Regions from separate parts of the Homo sapiens genome. Here region 2 is linked to region 1. Evidence: read pairs that join two places in POLR2A ChIA-PET (ENCODE). Cell type or tissue: B cell. All regions are shown on one strand. Each heading gives the region's core, and the rest is flanking DNA. Links, peaks and the distances in the headings are about the cores only. Region 1 holds the start of NR5A1 (nuclear receptor subfamily 5 group A member 1). Region 2 overlaps NR6A1 (nuclear receptor subfamily 6 group A member 1).

What was found. ChIA-PET counts read pairs that join two places held together with the same protein. Peaks named below come from ENCODE experiments on the same cell type or tissue, not always from the same donor. Only the 100,000 strongest peaks of a DNase experiment are listed, where the experiment ranks them.
Region 2: POLR2A ChIA-PET joins it to region 1 with 5 read pairs; 3 of 35 experiments call an interaction of 5 or more read pairs at or near these places.

Annotation. Positions count from the first base shown.
Region 1 is chr9:124,503,635-124,513,268 of GRCh38, forward strand. It overlaps NR5A1 (nuclear receptor subfamily 5 group A member 1), which reads right to left and starts at 3,765. Exons shown (of 7, transcript NM_004959.5): 1 at 3,615-3,765. RefSeq lists enhancers at 1-513, 1-4,751, 8,422-8,974, promoters at 3,522-3,845, 3,716-3,860 and a cis regulatory region at 3,842-3,847. In B cell, for the core only: no CTCF peak of the experiment used is centred there; no DNase peak of the experiment used is centred there; H3K4me3 peaks cover 646 bases; H3K27me3 peaks cover 1,857 bases.
Region 2 is chr9:124,592,550-124,602,637 of GRCh38, forward strand. All of the region lies in intron 2 of NR6A1 (nuclear receptor subfamily 6 group A member 1), which reads right to left. It also overlaps the pseudogene LOC100419284. Among named protein-coding and RNA genes, the nearest start is that of MIR181A2HG, 61 kb to the right of the region's middle. In B cell, for the core only: no CTCF peak of the experiment used is centred there; no DNase peak of the experiment used is centred there.

The DNA of each region.
Region 1 (9,634 bases), core at 358-2,857:
CGGGGGGCTCCTCCCGCGCGGACCCCGTCGCGCCCGATCTGGGGCCCTCGGGTTCGATGCGCTTCGATTGGGATTCGTTTGTCTGAGAACAAAACCCCGATTCTGAGAAAAAGAGATGGGCTCAGCCGCGGGGAAGACGCCAGGGGACCCAGGAGCGCTGGGGCGCCCGGCCCGGGTGTTCTGGGAACCCGACAGAGACGAAGGAGGCAGAGACAGAGTCCGGGGGAGCCAGAGATGGGAAGAAACTCTGGCGAGAGACAACGACCGACGCCACCGGGCGCAGACACGAGGCCAGTCCGAGAGTGCCAGAGACACAGACACTGAGACGCCCAGCTAGAGAGAACCCGGCGGGGACGAGACACAGGGAGGGATGGAGAGAGACAGGGAGACAGAGAGAGAGAGAGAGAGAGAGAGAGACGAGAGAGAGAGAGAGAGAGAGAAACGAGGGGTGGGGGATTGGATCAGAGACTCGGAGAGACAGCGGAGGCCCGAAGAGAAAACCCAAGAGAGACTGACGCAGAGCCAGAGACACAACGATAGACGACAGACAGAGACGCCGAGACGAGAGGAGCCCCGGAGAGACGAGGCCGGGGAGCTACAGAAACACGGAGAGAAAACCTGGAGGCGGAAGCGCCCAGCCCGAGGGTCGGGGACAGGGGACGCGCGGAAACCTGCCGGGCAGGAGCCCAAGCGCCAAGGCGAGGCCCCGCAGGGTCGGACCCAGACGGGGGCCCGGGCCGCAGGAGGCGGAAAACGACGGCGCCGGGACCGAGAGCCCGAAAACGCAGAGCCGCCGGGACCCCCTCCCCGGGGGAGACAAAGCCGCAGCAGCGACGGCAACGGGAGGCGCAGCCCGAGCCGCCGCTGCCACCGGGACGTCGGGCGGGGAGACCTCGGGCGGGGGTCGGCGGGCTCCGGGAAGCCGAGCCCGAGGCGAGGGAGCGACCTCGGGCGGAGAGGCGAAGTCCGGAGGAGGGAAGCGCGAAGAGCCAGGGCCCGGGACGCGAGAGGGGGCGCGACGGCGGCTGCGGTCGGCCCGGCGCCCACCTGGTCGCTCCTGCGAGCAGCGCCCCGCGTCCCGCCCGCGCGGAGCCCGCACCTCTCGGCCGCGCCGCCGCCGCCGGCGAGGAGCCGCACCCGGGCGCAGCGCCGCCCGCCCGCGATGACGGCCGCTCGGGCCGGGGACGGGGAGGCGGGGGCGCGGGGCTGGCGGCGCGGGGGCCTCGGCTCCCCCCTCCCGCCTCCCCGCCCCCCATCCTGCCTCCCTGTTCCCCCCCGCACCGCCGCCGGGGCCGCTCCGAGGCGCACCTGGGACCCGGGCCCCTCAGCCGCCACCCCGCCCTGCGCCAACCCGCCGCGCCGGGGCCGGGGGCCGGCCCCTCTATATCGGCGCGTGCGGTATCCGGGGGCGGAGGCCCGGTCGTGTCCTCCCCCCAAGCCCGGCCCGCGCCGGCACCCTCTCCGCAGTCCAGCTCGAGTCTTCGCCCTCATCCTCCAGGCCCCCCAGCCGCAGCCCGGCTCCCCGGACCCCGAGCGCGGCCAGAGAGCTGCGGAGCCCGAGTGCCCCGCGATCTGGGCAGGTATAGGGCAGTGGGGGCCTTGGGTCACCCGCCTGCAGTGGGAGGAGGCAGCTCCTGTCTGTGAACCCAGCTGGGTCGTGGCGAATGCCACGCGGGTGGCTGGTCGCACTACAGCGTGGAAGTGGGTAAGGGCGAGTGGCGACCGTGGCCGAGGCTCGGATTCACGGGTGGAAGCCAGATTCTCCCATGGGGCCCACCACATCTCCTCACTCGAGCCTGTAGCAGCTCTCTCCCCGTCTCGGGTCTTCAGTTGCCGCATCTGTGAAGTGGGTAGATGACCGCTCTTCCTCGCTAAGGGTGGGTCGTGAGGATGAACCCAAGCAGTAGGGGCAAAGCACGCGTGTGGCCTGGCGGAAGCGCTCAGTGGCGCCCCTCTGGGGAGATCTGGGGCGAACCCCTTCTGCTCGCTAGCCTCAGGTCGCTGGGCTGGAAATGGGACTCGTGGAAATCCCATTTTACAAATGTCCGAGGCCTGGGGGGACCCGAAGCCTCTACGGGCGCAGGAGCTGGGAGAGGAGCCCGGAGGCAGGGCCCCGCTGCTCCCCTCGGAGCTCTCACGGGGGGGTGGGGCGAGGAAGAAAGCGCTGGGCGGTCTTGGGGACAAAGGGGTTCCCGGGCCTATGGGCCAAGCAGTTGCTCTGGGCTAGGGACCATCCGCGGGGCCACTGTTTTTCAGCTGGAGAAACGGACCCGAAAGGAAGGGGCCTGCTTGCATCCTGCCTCCGCCCCCGCTGGCACCTGGGGTCAGAGAGAGTTTGGGGACCATGAGGCCAAAAAGCTGCGATCTTCAAGCAGGAAAATACCGCAATTTTGCATTGACAGCGGCGCAACCCACCAAAAGGCTCCATCTGGGCTCCCGCCCGCCTGGAGGCCTCGGGCTTCGGTTGGAGCTGGGCCTGGGGCCTGCAAGTTGTGGCCAGAGAACCCCCCGCGCAGACCGCACTCAGCTGGCTCACCCACAGAAGGAGCAGAACCCGCAGACTAGCTGTGCAAGCTCGGGCAAGTCACTTCTCCTCTCTGAAACGAGAGCCTCAGTTTTCTCCGAGCATAAAGTGGAACATGTTGGCTTTACAGATGGGGTACTGCGGTTTCCATGCAAGAATCTTGGATGAGGAGGGAAGAAAGAGCCAGAGACCCTGTTAATCGTACCCCCCGCACCCCCAAACCCCTGAGAAACAAGAGCATCTGCCCGAGCTGGAGGTGGGGGTCACTGCCGCCTCTGAACAGCTCCCCACCACAATGGAGCCCTCAGACAGTGACTGCAGGAGGGAAGGGGGTTGGTGGATGATGGGCTGGGGTGCCCCAGTTGGCTGTTCTAAGGTAGAGCTCACCCGAGGTCTCCTGGAAACCTGGAGCTGGACACACAGGCCCCAGCCGCCGGGGTTGGGTGGGGGCTGGGCTCAGGCCCTTCTCCCTCTATCTCCAATCCCCTCTCCCCAAGGGTTTCTACTCTCACCGGCTGGAAGCCCATGGCTCCTCTGCACTCCAGGCTCCGAGGCACCCACCCCCACAGGTTCCAGGTTCCAGCCCACCGCCTGGGGAGTTCCAGCCCCTCATCCACCCACCCAGGGAGGGAAGCCTAGACCTGGCCCGGCCGCAGAACCCAGGCTGACAGATGGATGCCGGAGACAGACACACGGATACACAGCAAGACTCAGAGAGAGCCACAGAGACAACACAGAAACTCAGGTGGGGGACAGAGCCCCAAGACAGGCCCAGAGCCCTCCAGACACACTCACAGACCTCTAGGCTCAGACCCACACAGCCTGGTGGATGCCTGGCCAGAGACAGCGGGACACCAGCGGACCTCCATGGGGCTTGTGGTCACAGGCCTGGCTCCTCCCATCGGCAGCCCAGGGAAGAAGAGGGGGTAGCATGGTGGGAGGGTGAGTCTGGGAGACCCCTGGCACCTTCCCTGCCCAGAGCAGGGGGCACCGGTCACTAAGTGGAGCAGGCAGTGGCCGGCCCAGGCTGCAGGGAGGCACTGCAGAAGGAGGCTGGCCATTAGAGGCCTGGGCCAAGGCCCTCACTTACGAAGCGGAAGCAGCGCTCTCACACCGGATGAGGGTGGCAGTGGGCACCAGGGGTCCAGGGGGAGGCTCCGGCAGCCCAGGTGGGACGGTGGCGACTGTGGGTGCGCAGAAACCCCCTCACACCACGGCGGGCGGCAGCCGGACAGCAGGCTGGCCCTGTCCGTCCGTCCTCCTCCTCCTCCCCGCCCTGGTGGGGGGGCCACCGGAGGCCCAATTGGTCTCTGCCCCCACGTGACTCTGCAGGCCTCTCGCCTTCTTTGTTGGTGTTTCTCTTCATTTACGTCTATTTTTTCTTCTTCTCCTAAAAGAAAAAAAATACCCCTATCTATCTGGGGGCTGAGGGTGGGGGCGGAGGCCAAGGCACTGCAGAGGCCTTGGCCAGCTGGCTGTTCCAGGCCCGCTGTGGGAGCCCAGAGGCAGGGACCCCACAGAGGCGGGTAGGCAGCCCCGCTTGTTAGAAACCGGGTGGGAGTGGGGCTTGATTTATGGGCTGCTCCCCCACCCGGCCTGCCGCCTGCTCCTCTCTCCTTGTGAATGGCTACCTCCCTGGGGCCTGGCCTGGCATGGTCTGGCCCAGCCCGGACATTGGAGTAGAGTCAGGACAGGCCAGTGCGGAGGCAAGGCCATGGCGACTTGACTAGGCGGCCTGCTGCTTCCACCTCTTTTTCCTCTTCCATCAGGTGGAAGAAGAGGGGGGCCGGAAGGGGAGCAGGTGAGCGGCCTGGACACCTGGTGCGTGCATGCCACGGTGGCCTCTGAATGTCCTCATCTGCTGTGGGCTGCTGATGTTCCCAGTCGATGGCTGGAAAAACTGAGGCTGGGCTGAGACTGCCTCTGAGGCCAAGTGGTGGCTATAGTGGCCCCAGGTTGAACCAAGTATGAAGCTAGTCCAGGATAGGACAGGGTAGCAGGAAGGGGCCCTTATCTAGAAGGCTAGGCCTCCCTAGACAACCTGGGACGTCCCCATCCAATCTCTGGGCCCAGATGGGCTCTGAAATATCCTGTTCCTGTAGGGCCCGGGTTGCAGGGTGTTGTGCCGCTCCCACGGTGACTGGATCTTTTGTGTGTTCCTCTGTTTGTCTCACATTTACTGAGCGCACACTTAGGGGTCAGGCACTGTTCCAGGCACCAGGGATCCCATAGGAAAGAGAAGAAAAGTCTCTGTCCTCAGAGGATTTACCTCCGTGCCTTTCATCTTGGGAGAGCAGGGAGGGGCACAGGGTGACTATGGGGCAGTCACTGTTGAGAACCACCCCTCCTCCCACATATCCCTTCATTGGAGGAAATAAATAAATCACACCCAACACCTCACTTATCTGGAACAAGAGGGACTTTTCTGGATAAGTGAAGTGAAGCCAACTCTCCCTATATATATTTTTTCATGGAAGGCCACTGAAAAAGTAGAAACGCCAACTATATTTAAAACCTATGTGTTTTCCAGCCAGTCACTGTGGCTCATGCCTGTAATCCCAGCACTTTGGGAGGCCAAGGTGGGCGGATCACCTGAGGTCAAGAAGTTCAAGACAAGCCTGGCCAACATGGCAAAACGCCATCTCTACTAAAAAATAGAAAAATTCACCTGGTGTGGTGGCTTGTGCCTGTAGTCCCAGCTACTTGGGAAGCTGAGGCAGGAGGATCGCTTGAACCTGGGAGGCAGAGGTTGCAGTGAGCCAAGATTGTGCTACTGCAGTCCAGCCTGGGCGACAGAGTGAGACTCCGTCTCAAATAAAATAAAATAAAATAAAATAAAATAAAATAAAATAAAATAAAACCTAGTGTGTGTTTTCCTCATTATGCCACTTAAAATTGTGTGTGAACATACAACAATAATACTGATAGACTGTAGTCCCGGCTACTCGGGAGGCTGAGGCAGGAGGATGGTTTGAACCCAGGAGTTGGAGCTGCAGTGAGCTATGATTGTGCCACTGCACTCTAGCCCGGGCAATAGGGTTTTAATAATTAATAATCATTAATTCAATAATAATAATTTTTATAATATAATTTCACCAACAGTCATAGCTAACTGATCGAATATATTCCACCTACAACGTAACAGACAACTTATTCCTCAATGTGCATGACCTTGTAATTATGTCTTTTTCACCTAGAGAAGTTCTTACAAGATATACTTCTCTTGCATATGGCTGAACCTAACTAGTCTCCCTATTTTAATATTCTTTTTTTAGTGTCCCTATTTTGTTTTATGTCTTTTGAGACAGGGTCTTGCTCTGTTACTCAGACTGGAGTGCAGTGGTACCATCATAGCTCACTGTAGCCTCGACCTCCTGGGCTCAAGCAATCCTCCTCCCTCAGTCTCCTGAATAGCTGAGACTACAGGCACATGCCACCACACCTGGCTAAGTTTTGTATTTTCTTTTGTAGAGATGGGGTTTCGCCATGCTGCCCAGGCTAGTCTTGAACTCCTGGGCTCAAGAAATCGGCCGCCTCGGCCTCCCAAAGTGCTGAGATTACAGGCGTAAGCCACAGCACCTGGCCTTAGTGTCCCTATTTTTTTTTTTTTTTTTTTTTTTTGAGATGGAGTCTCACTTTGTTGCCCAGGCTGGAGTGCAGTGGCACAATTTCAGCTCACTGCAACCTCCGCCTCCTGGGTTCAAGCAATTCTCCTGTCTCAGCCTCCCAAGTAGCTGGGATTACAGGCACCCGCCACCGCACCCGGCTAATTTTTGTATTTTTAGTAGAGACAGGGTTTCATCATTTTGGCCGCACTGGTCTCAAACTCCTGACCTCAGGTGATCCACCCACCTCAGCCTCCCCAAGTGCTGGGATTACAGGTGTGAGCCACCGCACCTAGCCTAGTGTCCCTATTTTAATGCAATGATTTTGTTTCTGGACTAATATCACTCACCCTCTGAATTTAATAAGAAATATCCCAGCAAGTCCAGGCGCAGTGGCTCACGCCTGTAATTCCAGCACTTTGGGAGGCCGAGGCGGGCGGATCAGGAGGTCAGGAGATCGAGGCCATCCTGGCTAACACGGTGAGACCCCGTCTCTACTAAAAATACAAAAATCAGCTGGGCCTGGTGGCGGGCGCCTGTAGTCCCAGCTACTCCAGAGGCTGAGGCAGGAGAATGGCGTGAACCCAGGAGGCGGAGCTTGCAGTGAGCCAAGATTGCACCACTGCACTCCAGGCTGGCAACAGAGCAAGACTCTGTCTCAAAAAAAAAAAAAAAAAAAAAAAAAAAAAAAATATATATATATATATATATATATATATATATATATATACACACACACACACACACACACATATCCCAGCAAATACCCACCACTAACATGTCACATACATGTAACAATAACAAAATCATGAATCTTTGCACCTCATTTAATAGGCGACCTTATGAAGTGGGGTCTGCTTTGTCCGCCTTCTTAAACAAGACAAACAGGTCTCTCTCCACACCATGACGCCATAGAAGGAACCAGCCTGGCTTTGTCCTAGTCTCCTGGTGAGTCCTTGAGCCCTGAGAAGGAGAATTGCTGGCAGAGTCTCTGGATTAAATCCCAGTTCTACCACTTTCTAGCTGTGTGACCTGGGACCAGTCACTTCCCCTCTCTGGGCCTTCTCTCTTCTCTATAAAATGGGGATGAAAGGAGACAATACGTGTAATGTATTCAGTGGCTGGCTGGTATGTCATGTGTGCTCAATAAGTGTCAGCAAAACACAAACAAACAACCAGCTGAAGGACTGGATGATCTGTCCTCAGAGGCCCTTTCCCTGTTGAGTATGAGATTGCAACATCATCATGGACACCGTTTGCCCTTCTGTGATGAGCGCCTCACCTCAGCCTGGGGAAGCCTCCAGGAAAGGCCTGATTTATCTCTGGGTCCACAGCAGCCTGCGTGGAGCAAGCGTTGGAACTTGCTGAATGACCACTTTCCTCCGCACTTGTAGGTAGAGCTCTGCTGCCTGCTCCATGGGTCCTGTCTCCTCTGACGGCATCAGTTGTCACTCAAGGCTGGGTGCTCCTCATCCCCTAACCAACCCTGGCCACAGTCACTGGTACCCCCTTCCTCTGTGCTGCCCCCTCCCACCCTCAGCCAAAGTGGGTGCTCTATGGGGACAGGGGCAGCCAGGGGTTACCAGCGTGCTGGGAATGGCAAGGCCCCAACTCAGAAGTGCCCCCCTATGTGCCAGGTCCCCAGCTAACCACTCCACACCTGCAGTCAGTCTCGAACCTCTCCGGCATTCTGGGAGGTAGGTAGTAATTCCCTCTCAACCCCCGATAGCAGCAGTTAAGAGAGGAGGAAAGTCAGGCTTAGAGAGACCAGGCATCTTCCCAAAGTCACCAGGCGAGGGTGTGATGGGACCAGCGTTCAAATCCCAGCAGTGGAGTCCAGAGCCCAGGCCTGCAGGCTGACTCCTCTCCACCCTGCCAGAGCCCCTGGGTGGCCTGTCCTTTCCTTCAAGCTCTAGCCCTGGTGGTCCCAGGCCACTAGACCTACCCAGAGGGGAAAGCAAAGGAGGGCTGTAGTCCTGACTCAGGCGCCCCCAACCTCCCTCCCCAGGCAAACAAAGCCCAGGGTCTCTCTCCTAACTGGGGACTTTCCCAAAGTGCCAGGCCCATTTCCTGGAGGTGGGATAAGGAACAAACAAACCAGAGGCCCAGAAACTGAAACAGAGAGAGGGACAGAATCATCAGGCTGCAGAGTGGAAAGGTGGCCAGAAAAAGAGAGAGAAGCTGCAGAGGCTTGGGCAGAAAATATGAACACAGAGAGAAAGGGGAGACGCAGTCGGAGGGAGGGAGGATGACAGAGAAATTCAGAGTGGTGAGGGTTGGGGAGAGAAGAAATGAGAGCGAGAAGAAATGAGGAAGAGAGAGAGAGTAGGGATGAGAGAGATTCAGACGGAGAGAGAGAGACTGAGGCAGAGAACGAGAAGCGGGAAGGGCCGAGGCCTGGAGAGCTGGAGGTGGAGGGAGGGTGGATGTGGAGACCCCGTGCAGGGCAGCGGAGGGGGCGGGCCTGCTGGCGGCAGCAGAGGCTGTTTCCGCTGCACCCCTTATCAGCCTGCTGCCAGATGTTCAGATCCGATGCCAATGTCAGAGAAGTCCATAGTGCTGGGTCAAGGCCGTGGCCAGCGGGAGCCTCAGCTGCAGTGTGGGGAGGGGGGCTAGGGGCCTGCAATAGACCTGCTCGCTCTTCCCCCTCTGCCTGGTGGCTCTCTGGGCTGGACCACCTCGTGGGGATGGGAAAGGCCAGGTGCCCCTGGGGCCAGTTCTCTAGACTGAGAGCAGGGACTTGTGGAGGCAGATTGGGGCTCCTGGCAACACGTGGACACATACATCTTTGCACATTCGAGAAAGCACATGGACACACACTCAGGCACATGAGTGCACAGTGCCACATGGGGACAGCTCACAGAGTGAAGAGCTGCGCCCCCACAGCTCTCCTCAGCACCCCACAGCCTGCTAGAGCCCCTGCTCTGCGTGTTCAGCTTAGGGCCCCTACCCCCCCGACCTCTCTCCTGACCCAGGACTGCAGCCCGCACTGGAGAAGCAAGATAGGAGCCTCTTTGTGGCTGGTACTATTCCTAGGGCCCACACTGCTCTTCTGTGAACTGGATGCACCCAGAACCTGCTGCCCCAAGGGCTGGGCAGAGGACCTGGGACCCTTAGAACATGAGGCCTGGGGGAGCCCCCGTAGGAGGTGCAGAAGGTGGCATCTGGCAGAGCTGGGCTCCAGCCTTGGGTCTGGCCTCTCCACCAGGCTCCTGGAGCGTGCAGTGCAGCTGGGGCCCCCAGCCTGGGGTAGCTTATCTCTCGGTGCACACGCTTGGCCCTCAAGGGGTGACCCAGCCTTGCTCCCCACATTCCACTTCAGCCACGCAGCCGGTGGGCGCCCCCACAGCCCCGAGACAGGGCCTGTGCTTGGAGGGTGGTCAGAAGCCATCATGCTGCACCACCCCCTGCTCTCGGCTCCAGCCCTGCACAGCCATCTCTGGTGTCTCTTCGCTTGTCTCTGCTTTCATCTCTGTCACGATGAATCTGTCACTGTCGGTATCTT
Region 2 (10,088 bases), core at 4,961-7,460, 94 kb after region 1:
TAAAAATATCCAGATGATGTGAGGCATCCAGATATTTTTCCTAGCCTCAAAATTGTCCAGATTATGTCAGTTTTCAACTCAAGAAGCCTAGAATAAACTAAACTTGCTAATTTCAAGCGCAGGTCTCCCCGCCTCCCCTTATTCCATTTGTCTGTCTGCAAGCCACATTATGGACCCCCAGTTCATTTATGCATTTATTCCTGGAAGATTTCAAGTTGGGAGAAGACTATTTAAGGCTGTTTAGGATTCCATTTTTCTCAGCTGTTACCAGTCAGTTGTCACCAGTACTTTGGAAGTTTAGTAGAAGAAAGGTGGCAATGACTCCATTACTCTTTCCAAATGCCATAAAGAATTTGCATCAAGAAAGTACCTAATGAATTAATGCCTTAGTCCTCTGGAAAAGGATACAGTAAAACAGGAATGTTACAGGGTTTGGGAAAGGGGAATCTGAAAAATGAAAATCTGGGCTGGAGTAAAAGAATAACAAACTTGGTAGTGTTTTAAATATCACAATTTCATTGGCGGAACTGCTCACTTTCCCAAGCTCAGGTGTTTTTGCTTAACACCCATATAACATGTATTAAGATGTGGCACGATATCACAACTTTAGTGCATTTAAAAATCAAATCTACAATTTTTGTAGAGTTCTTGACTATAAGTCTGGTTTAAATTATCTCAAAATAACACACTAGGAACATCTGTTTAGCTCAGTTGAAGTTTCGAGAGCCAATACCAGCTGTTCGGGGAGGGATTTCGCACATGTGTTACTCAAATCCTAACCAAATCTTAGTTTTTTCATTCCCTTAATGATGCCTCCAAAACCAACAGGGTAAAGCAAACATTAGAATAAAAAAGAAGAGAAAAAGGGAGGGAGGAAGAGAGCAGAGAGGGGGAGAGAGAGAAGAAAAAAGATTACTTACTCAATGCTTTGATGCATGTGACCAAGACCCAAATGATCACCCTCTCCAATTCAATACAGTATTAGCATGAGGACAAAAGGCATTTAAAAATCAATTTGGAGTTATTTTTAGTGGGGGTTGCCTAATCTTTGCAAGTTGAGGAATGAGAATATTCCCCAACGTTGAAAGGGCACTCAAGTATTTTTCTCCTTTAAGCGGCAATCTAATTTTCACAGAGAATTCATTCGGTGTCATTGTTTTGGTTTTAGGTGTCTGTCCTGCCAGGCAGGGGCTGTGCACAAGGGCTGCATCTATCTTGAAGTGTGCACAATGGCCTCTCTTACGGCTCTCTCTCTCTCTCTGTTATTGATCCTTACAGATGCTCCAAAGCCCTTCCCCCACCTTTCTCCAAATCCCAACCCCCATTCTGAAAGATAGCTTAAGAAATAAGACTTCCTGCCTAGCGACTGGCAGGGCTGAAAGACCAGATTGTATGACTCCACAGATCAGGCCTGCCACAGTGAAAGCTTGAATAGAGTTAACCCTCTGTGAACTAAAACAAAACATTTGTATGCCCAGCTGTGACAAAGGTTAATTTAAATGGACAAGGGCCCAATATCTAAAACCAGGCAATGCTTTTTTTACAGTAGCATTTTCACTGACCTCTTTTGTAAGCAGTTGATTTTGCCTCTTAAGATTCCAAAACCTCCTACAACTGGGATCATTCATTTTGCTTTATTAGAATTTTCAATGAAAGATCTAGGTGAACAATTTTAAATTCATTTCCTTATTTTATGAAAGTTCTTGTTTTGGTACCGTAAGTTATTTTCTGCAGTTGAATGACTAAGAAGAACTGAAGTTTCAAAACTTAAATATGAACCAGGGGAGAACTTTCTGTGCAAACCTTTTTTCTCTTTCAGAGCTAGCAGACTACATATCACTAAGAGACTCAAGCTCGTCGAAAAAAAATCTAAATTCTCCAGAGTCATCCCTTCTAAACTCATGTAATTACTGCTCTGGGACTCTGCCAGCTCCTAAACTCCTGTCCAACAGATCCAAAGCAAATCTTACTTCTTAAACTACTCCTTTCTGGAAAAGCTAGTATATCCAGGATAGTTTAACAAAGAATTTCTATGCATACTGGGGGAGGAGGCTGTTCAAGATAAATAACAGGCCTTATATATAACTGGTATTTTCTACAAACTTTCTCTTGTTTCTGCTAACTTGCACTAAAAACCAATAATTCTGGCATGTAAGGTGCTGGGGTACAACATATAAGGGAGGAATGAAGCCAAGGTTACTAAAAAGAAGAATGCTATTATCAGAGGGGGTCCCACTTCCCTGGTTTGTGCATCCCCAGAGTGAGAATGAAACTGCAAAGCTGCCTTTGGCAGATGTTAGCCACGCTGCAAGAGGCTGGGAAGCTTTCCCAGGACCAGCTATTTCGTAGGGTTAATGCCAGTCCTAGAAATTTATCAACTGCTTCAAAGAGTCGGGAACTCTTCTCAGTAGTGCTTGCCTTTAAGAAAACCAAACTCTTGCAAACTCTTAGCTTGTACTTCATAAACATGGCAAAACTTTAATACTAACATTCATCCATTTTATCTGTTCCTTCAGCTGTATGTGTCTTTCCTGGCCTAAATAATAAAGTTGTGGAAAAGTGGGGTTTCTCACATAACTAGGAGACTATCCCAAATAAACAAGTTATAACACTAGTGACTATTCATTACATACACACACATGCAGAAAATGTACCCATTTAAAAAGCAACCCACTTAAAAAGAAATTAGCAATGGCTTAGTCTTATATCCCAAACTGTAAAGTATAGAAGCTCCCTACCAGAGGATGAGGTTGCCTTATCAATGGCCTCATGACCCCAATTCTATCTATAATTAACAGTAGTAAATAAGACTTTGGCAGATAGCGAACTGGATTAAGGAATTTAAAATACAAACAACATCTGTCAAGAAATAAACAACAATTTTTAATGTAAATTTTATCTATGTACTGACACGTATATTTAATTTTTTTAAAATCACTATAAAATTTAAATTAATCCCCTTTCTTCTGCTCTTCATCAACCACAACAATGAATTCACTGCAGTTCTCTCTCACTTTTCTCCATTCCAAAACATTTACAGCCACTTGCTACATACATGAAAACTTTCTAGCTGAACTCTGCGAAGACACAAAAAAAACAGTTGCCTGTGGACTGCCTCCCTTCTCCCTCAAGGCTATTTGCTCTAAACCTTCAAAGAAAATTTCTAACCCTTAGATTTGGGCCCCAGACTGTTCCTTACCTTCCCATGTCTCCATTTCATGCTTCTTGTAGTCTGCTGAAAAGTTCTATTGCAGCCATGAAGAAACAGAGATTACAGGACAAGTCCAGCTTGATGACTACCCTTCCGACACTTGGTCAATTCCTCTAAGCCGGGACTACGACAGTCATCCTCACAGGTCAGTTTACAAGCTGGTCATGTGATTGCAAAGTTCAGGCTCTAAGGTCACAACGTGTACGGAGTTCGTTTATTACCAAAGGTTATCTAAGTGGAACTGATAGACTTATTTTCTTTAGTTAACAATACTGCCTAGCACGTCTTTCTGAAAACTATTATGGGAACCATTTCATGGGAAATTCTCCTCCAGTCTTCTTTAAGCTAAGATCCTAAAATTAAAAGGCAGCATTTTAAAAGAATTTATTTAAAAGGGTTCTGGTATGTGGGGCTTTTCTTCTTTTTTTTCAAGAACTATTCTATGCTATAGTCTTCCAGACTGGGTTAGAAAATTTAAAGCCAAAACCTTTCGGTCTAAGGAAAAGACAAAACGGAAACTCAATGTTAGGTATGTAGGGTTTTTCTGGGGGGTATGGGGGGCGTGCAGAAGTGGGATTCCCTGTTTTCTGTCATTACAATAAACAATGACAAGGCAAATTCCTCTAAGAAAATTAATACACAGAGCTAAGAGTTGTTTGCAGGGCTTACTTTAACTCTAGCCCTTCATTTCCATGCTCTGGTTATCTATACTAGTTTGAAAGAATGCAAGAATGCTCTGGTTATACATATTAGTTTGGAGAAAGGAAACTAGGTCTGCAAAATCCTTTTACAAAGCAAAAGTTACTAATTTCACCACCCCCAATCCTTACCCTCAGCCAAAAGTTTACACCTTCAAACTAAGCTTCTTGCTTCATTCCCCTAAAACTCATAAGATCTTAAACAATCATCATGCTATAGCTTCCCTGATTCATGAACCACACCAGCAGCACGCAGCAGAGTGTATAACACCGAGTGTGCACATACACACTCATACCTTACCACAGTACCCCAAAGGCTGGCAAATTGGAGCCACGTGCTAATGGCACATGATGTCAAACATTCAGCTAAACATTCAAATATCAGGACACAATAAAAGGGCAAGCTCCACTAAGAAGGTGGAATGTCCCCAAGAGAAACTGATTTCTGAGGATAAATGCTTTTTAACTGTGTAAAATGTTTCATTCTATGAAATCTCCCCTGCCAATTTAGCTTTAGGAATAACTTAAAGGCTATGCACACTTTACAGCTGTATTCCAGAAAAAGGAGACCCTTCTTGGAGTAGGACTGGAATCTGTCACTTAGCAGCCATATAACTGAATGGCAAATATTGCTACTACCATTACTAGAGGGCTTTTCTAACCAACAGAGAGCATTAGGGTCATCTTACAAAGTAGAGCCTAAAGAGAAAGTGACCAATGATTTAGACGAGGAAAAAGGCTGTAATTTGTCTAAAAATAAATATTCTGCCACTGCCATGACACACTTTACCCCATCATAAATACACTGACCAGCTTTCCCACCCCCCACCCCAACCCCATAGATTAATATTTTCTTCTCAGTCCCTGTGGATTTAACGTAGTTCTTAAATGATTTTAGTAAAGTGACTACAAATAGAATGAGGGTGGAAAAAATGGAAGGGGAAGGTCCACTAGCAAAAAGCTACTCAACTGGAAACAAAGGGCAGCTCTCTGTCTCCCTTAAGGATATGGATTTATTAGAACTAAATATCTGCACACAACAGAGGTGTAGTAAGCCTCTGTGCTTTACTGCACCAACTTTTGGAGGAAAAGATGAATAAGGAGCTATTAGTCTAACTTCTGCTACCAAGACTGAAGCAGACGCCTTGATTTTCAAGGTGAGTCCAACTAACAATCCTTGATGCACCCATAAGCCTGAGAACAAATCTTTAACATAGCTTAAGGAGACAATTAAGTTTCATCTTTGGATATAGAGCCACATTTCTTCAGCATTCTCAGTCCCACAAGTTTTTTGAGAGCACTTTATAGACTCTACTGGAAGAGGCGAGAGAAGATGAACAGACACCACACTGCCCATGTGAATGCAAAAGATGAACTCTAAATCTTATTTATTTTTTTATTTGAGACAGGGCCTCGCTCTGTCACACAAGCTGGAGTGCAGTGGTGCAATCATGGCTCACTGCAGCCTCCACCAGGGCTCAAGCAATCCTCCCGCATGAGCCTCCCACGTAGCTGGGACTACAGGGGACTACAGGCACGCACCACCACGCCTGGCTAATTTGTAAAAATTTTGGGTAGAGATGGGAGTCTATGTTGCCCAGGCTGGTCTTGAACTCCTCGGCTCAAGTGATCCACCTGCCTTAACCTCTCAAAGTGCTGGGATTACAGGCATGAGCAACCACACCCGGCCTAAACACTAATTTTTAACTACGCCTCCAAGTAAGATTGTTTAGCTGGGGATGGGTGTGCACACCAGTAGTCCCAGCTGTTCAGGAGGCTGAGGCAGGAGGATGGCTTGAAGCCAGGAGTTTGAGGCTGCAGTGCGCTATGATTGTGGCCTCTGAATAGTCACTGCACTCCAGCTTGGGCAACAGAGTGACCTCGTCCCTACTTAAAAAAAAAAAAAAGAAGAAGAAGAAAAATCATTTAAGATTAACAGTACTGGAATTTATAAGTGGGAAGGAGAGAGAAAACAGGAAATCAACATTTTCTACTTGCTAATACTAGCTTTGAAATGTGGGAAAAAAGTAGATAAACAAAATTCTAAATCCAAACATACGTAGCATTTGCATACTGCAAATCTAATGGGGTCCAAATTATTATTTTTAAATTTTGTTCTTTATATAACGGCCTTTTGTAAAAATGAAATCAAATAAAAACAAACCAAAAAAGAGGGGCAGAGTAAAATTAAAAAAAAAAAAAAAAAAAAAACAAGGAAGGGAAAGAGAGGAAAAAAATAAGACGATTTATTGTTTCTCCTCAGCATCCTCCTTGGTCTTCTCCCTTCTCCTTCACCGAAAGAGCTTCTAGCTTTTCCGCCACTTTTTCGGCATGATCGCTTTTTTGCCGGATCTTTTCTTTTCTCTCTCTCCAATCTCTTTACTGCATTCTTCAAACTTTGTTTTGAATTTCTGTGCATTCTCAGCATTCAGGAAGCGGATGGCCAGCAGCTCTGGCTTGGGGCACTCGTCGTTCCAGACTCAGGCATGGTCATTACCCACGTTGGGTTTCAGCTCCACCATTGGCGTGTAGTGGTTGGCACAAATCTTCAGGGTCTTGTCCCTCCTCATGAGGAGGCGGGTGGTCCCCTTCTCCTTGTGCTTCAGGAGCTTGACGTCACCAGTGCCTCGCTCGTTCCATTCTAGGAGACGGTTCTCTGCGGCAAATCACAGTTTCGCCCCCATTTTAAAAAGTTCCTCTTTGGCCGGGGGCGGTGGCTCACTCCTGTAATCCCAGCACTCTGGGAGACTGAGGCGGGTGGATAACCTGAGGTCAGGAGTTTGAGACCAGTCTCGTCAACATGGTGAAACCCCATCTCTACTAAAAATACAAAAAATAGCTGGGCGTGGCGGCGGGCGCCCGAGGCAGGAGAACCGCTTGAACCCGGGAGGCGGAGGTTGCAGTGAGCCGAGATGGCGCCATTGCACTCCAGCCTGGGCGACAAAAGCGATACATGGTCTCAAAAAAAAAAAAAAAAAGTTCCTCTTCATCTTCCTCCAGCGTTTTAAAATTTCTTGCTCAGGAAGAGAAACTACTGGCTTAAACTGAGGGTCATGGTTGGACTCGTCTTCATTCTCAATGGAAGTATCGTGGTCTTCCTGAGTGTCCGTGGCAGCCGCCATGAGGGCGCGGCGGCGGCGGCCGCTCGGCTGAGTCGGTCGTCGCCGGCTCCGCGGCCTCTCGGCGACTACTCGTAGCTCCTTCCCTCTGCGTCTGGCCATGAAGTCCAAATTATGAATGGCAGAACCTTAGTTAACCACCAAGAGATTGTTTCCACTTTCATTTTAAAGATGGACAAACTGAATGAAGCTCAAAGAAAGGAAGAGGCAGGAGTCATCAGACCAATAGAGAAGAAAATAAAATATCCTAGTCCTCCATTTCTTCCACTAAACCACGTATCTTGAGGACAGGAAAAGGCAAAGCCTCTTTTGAGATGTTCTTAACACCATTTCCCATATGTTTATTCAAATAGACGCTCTCAAAGATGACTGCAGATTTTGAGGCTGAAGGGGTAAGTTTAGTTCTTCAGTGTAAAACAAAAGACAGCAAATCTAGTGGCCACATGATCACTAGAATCATTTCTGCCTTATTTGTTTTTAAGAACCTTTCAATGAATGTCTGATGCAAAGTGAAAGCCCGGTGACCATTCTCAAGGAGAGGGACTTGTATCCATTTTAGAAAATCAGGAGCATGCAGAAAATGTTTCAAATTCCTTTTTAAACTTACAGAGGTTAAAACAAAAAACAAGAGCCCAAGATCTCTGGTTCTCATCTGTCAGATCCTTGATACAGACATTCCCTATGGCAAGGGAAAGAGTTTAATTCAACTAAATAGGAATAATGAAATCACAGTCAAATGAAGTCCATATTATCTGGGACTAAGAAGCAAAGTTCCTGAGAGTGGAGAAAGAATGAGAGCAACTAAGAACATCCTTGGATACAATTTCCAGTTATGCCTTCAACTCCTGGAGGTGGAAAGAATTCATAGTTCAGGAAAAAACTCAAGGATTGGAAACTAAAATAAAATATTCCAGAAACCAGGTTTTAAAAATCCAATTCTACAAACACTCATGGAGTGTCTCCTATGAGCTAGGCACTATGCTGGCTATGATGACATAAAATAATATTATGTGATCCTTGCCCTAGAAGTACTCATCATCTGCTGACCTCCAACCTTATTTCTCACCACTCCATACTAACTCACAAGCAGTGCACATACACTAAACAGATAAATGACAGTATGATGTTATGAGTACTGTAACTAAAGTGGGTAAGAAAAGTGTTGGAGAAACAAAGATGAAGAAGCAATTCATTAGAACAGACTGAGGTGCCAGAGAGGGCATTACATTTGGGCTGAACCTTGAAGTTCCACAGGCAGACAAGTAGGAAAGGTATTTCAAGACCTGAAGGAAGAAGGAGAAGGAATAAAGACGATCTCAAAAGATTTTGTAATGCCAATGCTATGTAAAAGAGTAATATGACTGGCTGTGGGGGAAAAAAAAAAAAAAGACTACAGAGTGTGCTTTAAGAAAAAAAAAAAAAATGCGGTGGCTCACGCCTGCAATCCCAGCACTTTGGGAGGCCAAGGCGGGTGGATTACCTGAGGTCAGAAGTTCAAAACCAGCCTGGCCAACATGGTGAAACCCCATCTCTACTAAAAATACAAAAATTAGCCAGGCATGGTGGCACACGCCTGTAATTCCAGCTACTTGGGAGGCTGAGGCAGGAGAATTGCTTGAGCCCCGGAGACGGAGGTTGCAGTGAGCAGAGATCACGCCACTGCACTCTAACCTGGCCGACAGAGCGAGACTCTGTCTCAAAACAAATAAACAAACAAAAAAGACTGGCCAGGTGTGGTGGCTCACACCTGTAATCCCAACACTTCGGGAGGCCAAGGTGGGTGGATCACAAGGTCAGGAGATCGAGACCATCCTGGCGAACACAGTGAAACCCCATCTCTACTAAAAATACAAAAGATTAGCCGGGCGTCATGGCGGGCGCCTGTAGTCCCAGCTACTCGGGGGGCTGAGGCAGGAGAATGGCGTGAACCTGGGAGGCGGAGCTTGCAGTGAGCCTAGATGGTGCCACTGCACTCCAGCCTGGGCGACAGAGGGAGACTCTGTGTCAAAAAAAAAAAAAAAAGAAAGAAAAAAGAAAAGAAAAGAAAAAAAAAGACTATATATAGACTATATATATAAAGCATATATAGAGTATGCTTACATAGGCTCAGCAAGGTGGCTCACACCTGTAATCCCAGTACTTTGGGAGGCAGAGGTGTGTGGATCGTTTGAGCTCAGGAGTTCAAGGCCAGCTTTGGAAACATAGGGAGACCCGTCTCTATAAAAAAAAAATTAGCCATTATGGTGGCACACGCCTGAAGCCCAAGCTATCCTAGCTGAGGTGGGAGGGTTGCTTGAGCCTGGGAGGTTGCAGTGAACTGTGATCACGCCACTGCACTCCAGCCTGGGTGACAGAGCAAGACCCTGTCTCAAAAAAAAGAACAGCCTTGTGTTAACAACCAAATGCAATATATGTACTTTTAGATCCTGATTTGAACCAAATAATTGTAAAAAGACATTTTTGGGACAATCCAGGAAATTTAAATATGTGTAAGACATTTAATTAGGTAAGTTTCCTACCTGCGAACTGAGGAACCTGGAAAAGGTGAGCTTTTCCTCCATTTAAAATTTCTCACAATTCCCCAGTCAAGATTTTATCCATGAATTTTTAAAGTATCCCAATCAAGAACAGATTATAACATGAATAAATAAGTCCTTTTTGAATGAAAACAAAGGAATCAGATACAGAGCATATAAATATAAACGCAGTCAACTATTTTGTCTCCTGAGAGGTCTAAACAAGTTGGGACTTATTCATCACATTTGGCACCCGTGACTGTTTACCTTCTTCTCAAGACCCAGATTGGCCCAGAGATTAATGCAAATAAATACTCTAGCCCTGAACACAGCAACAGCTCAAACTGCTGTTAAGCAACATGTGAAGCTGAAGTAAAAAAAGATCAAAGTTGTACAAAGCAAGTCTCAAACTTGGGGGCAGAGTAAAGTGACAGGCTTTCTCCTTTGGTGCTCCTATAAAGGTAGACCACTTGAAGGTTAGTTTTTCCAAGCCAACTCTGGTTTCAGCCCTCACTTCTCTGGTTGTTTCATTTGTTCATACATC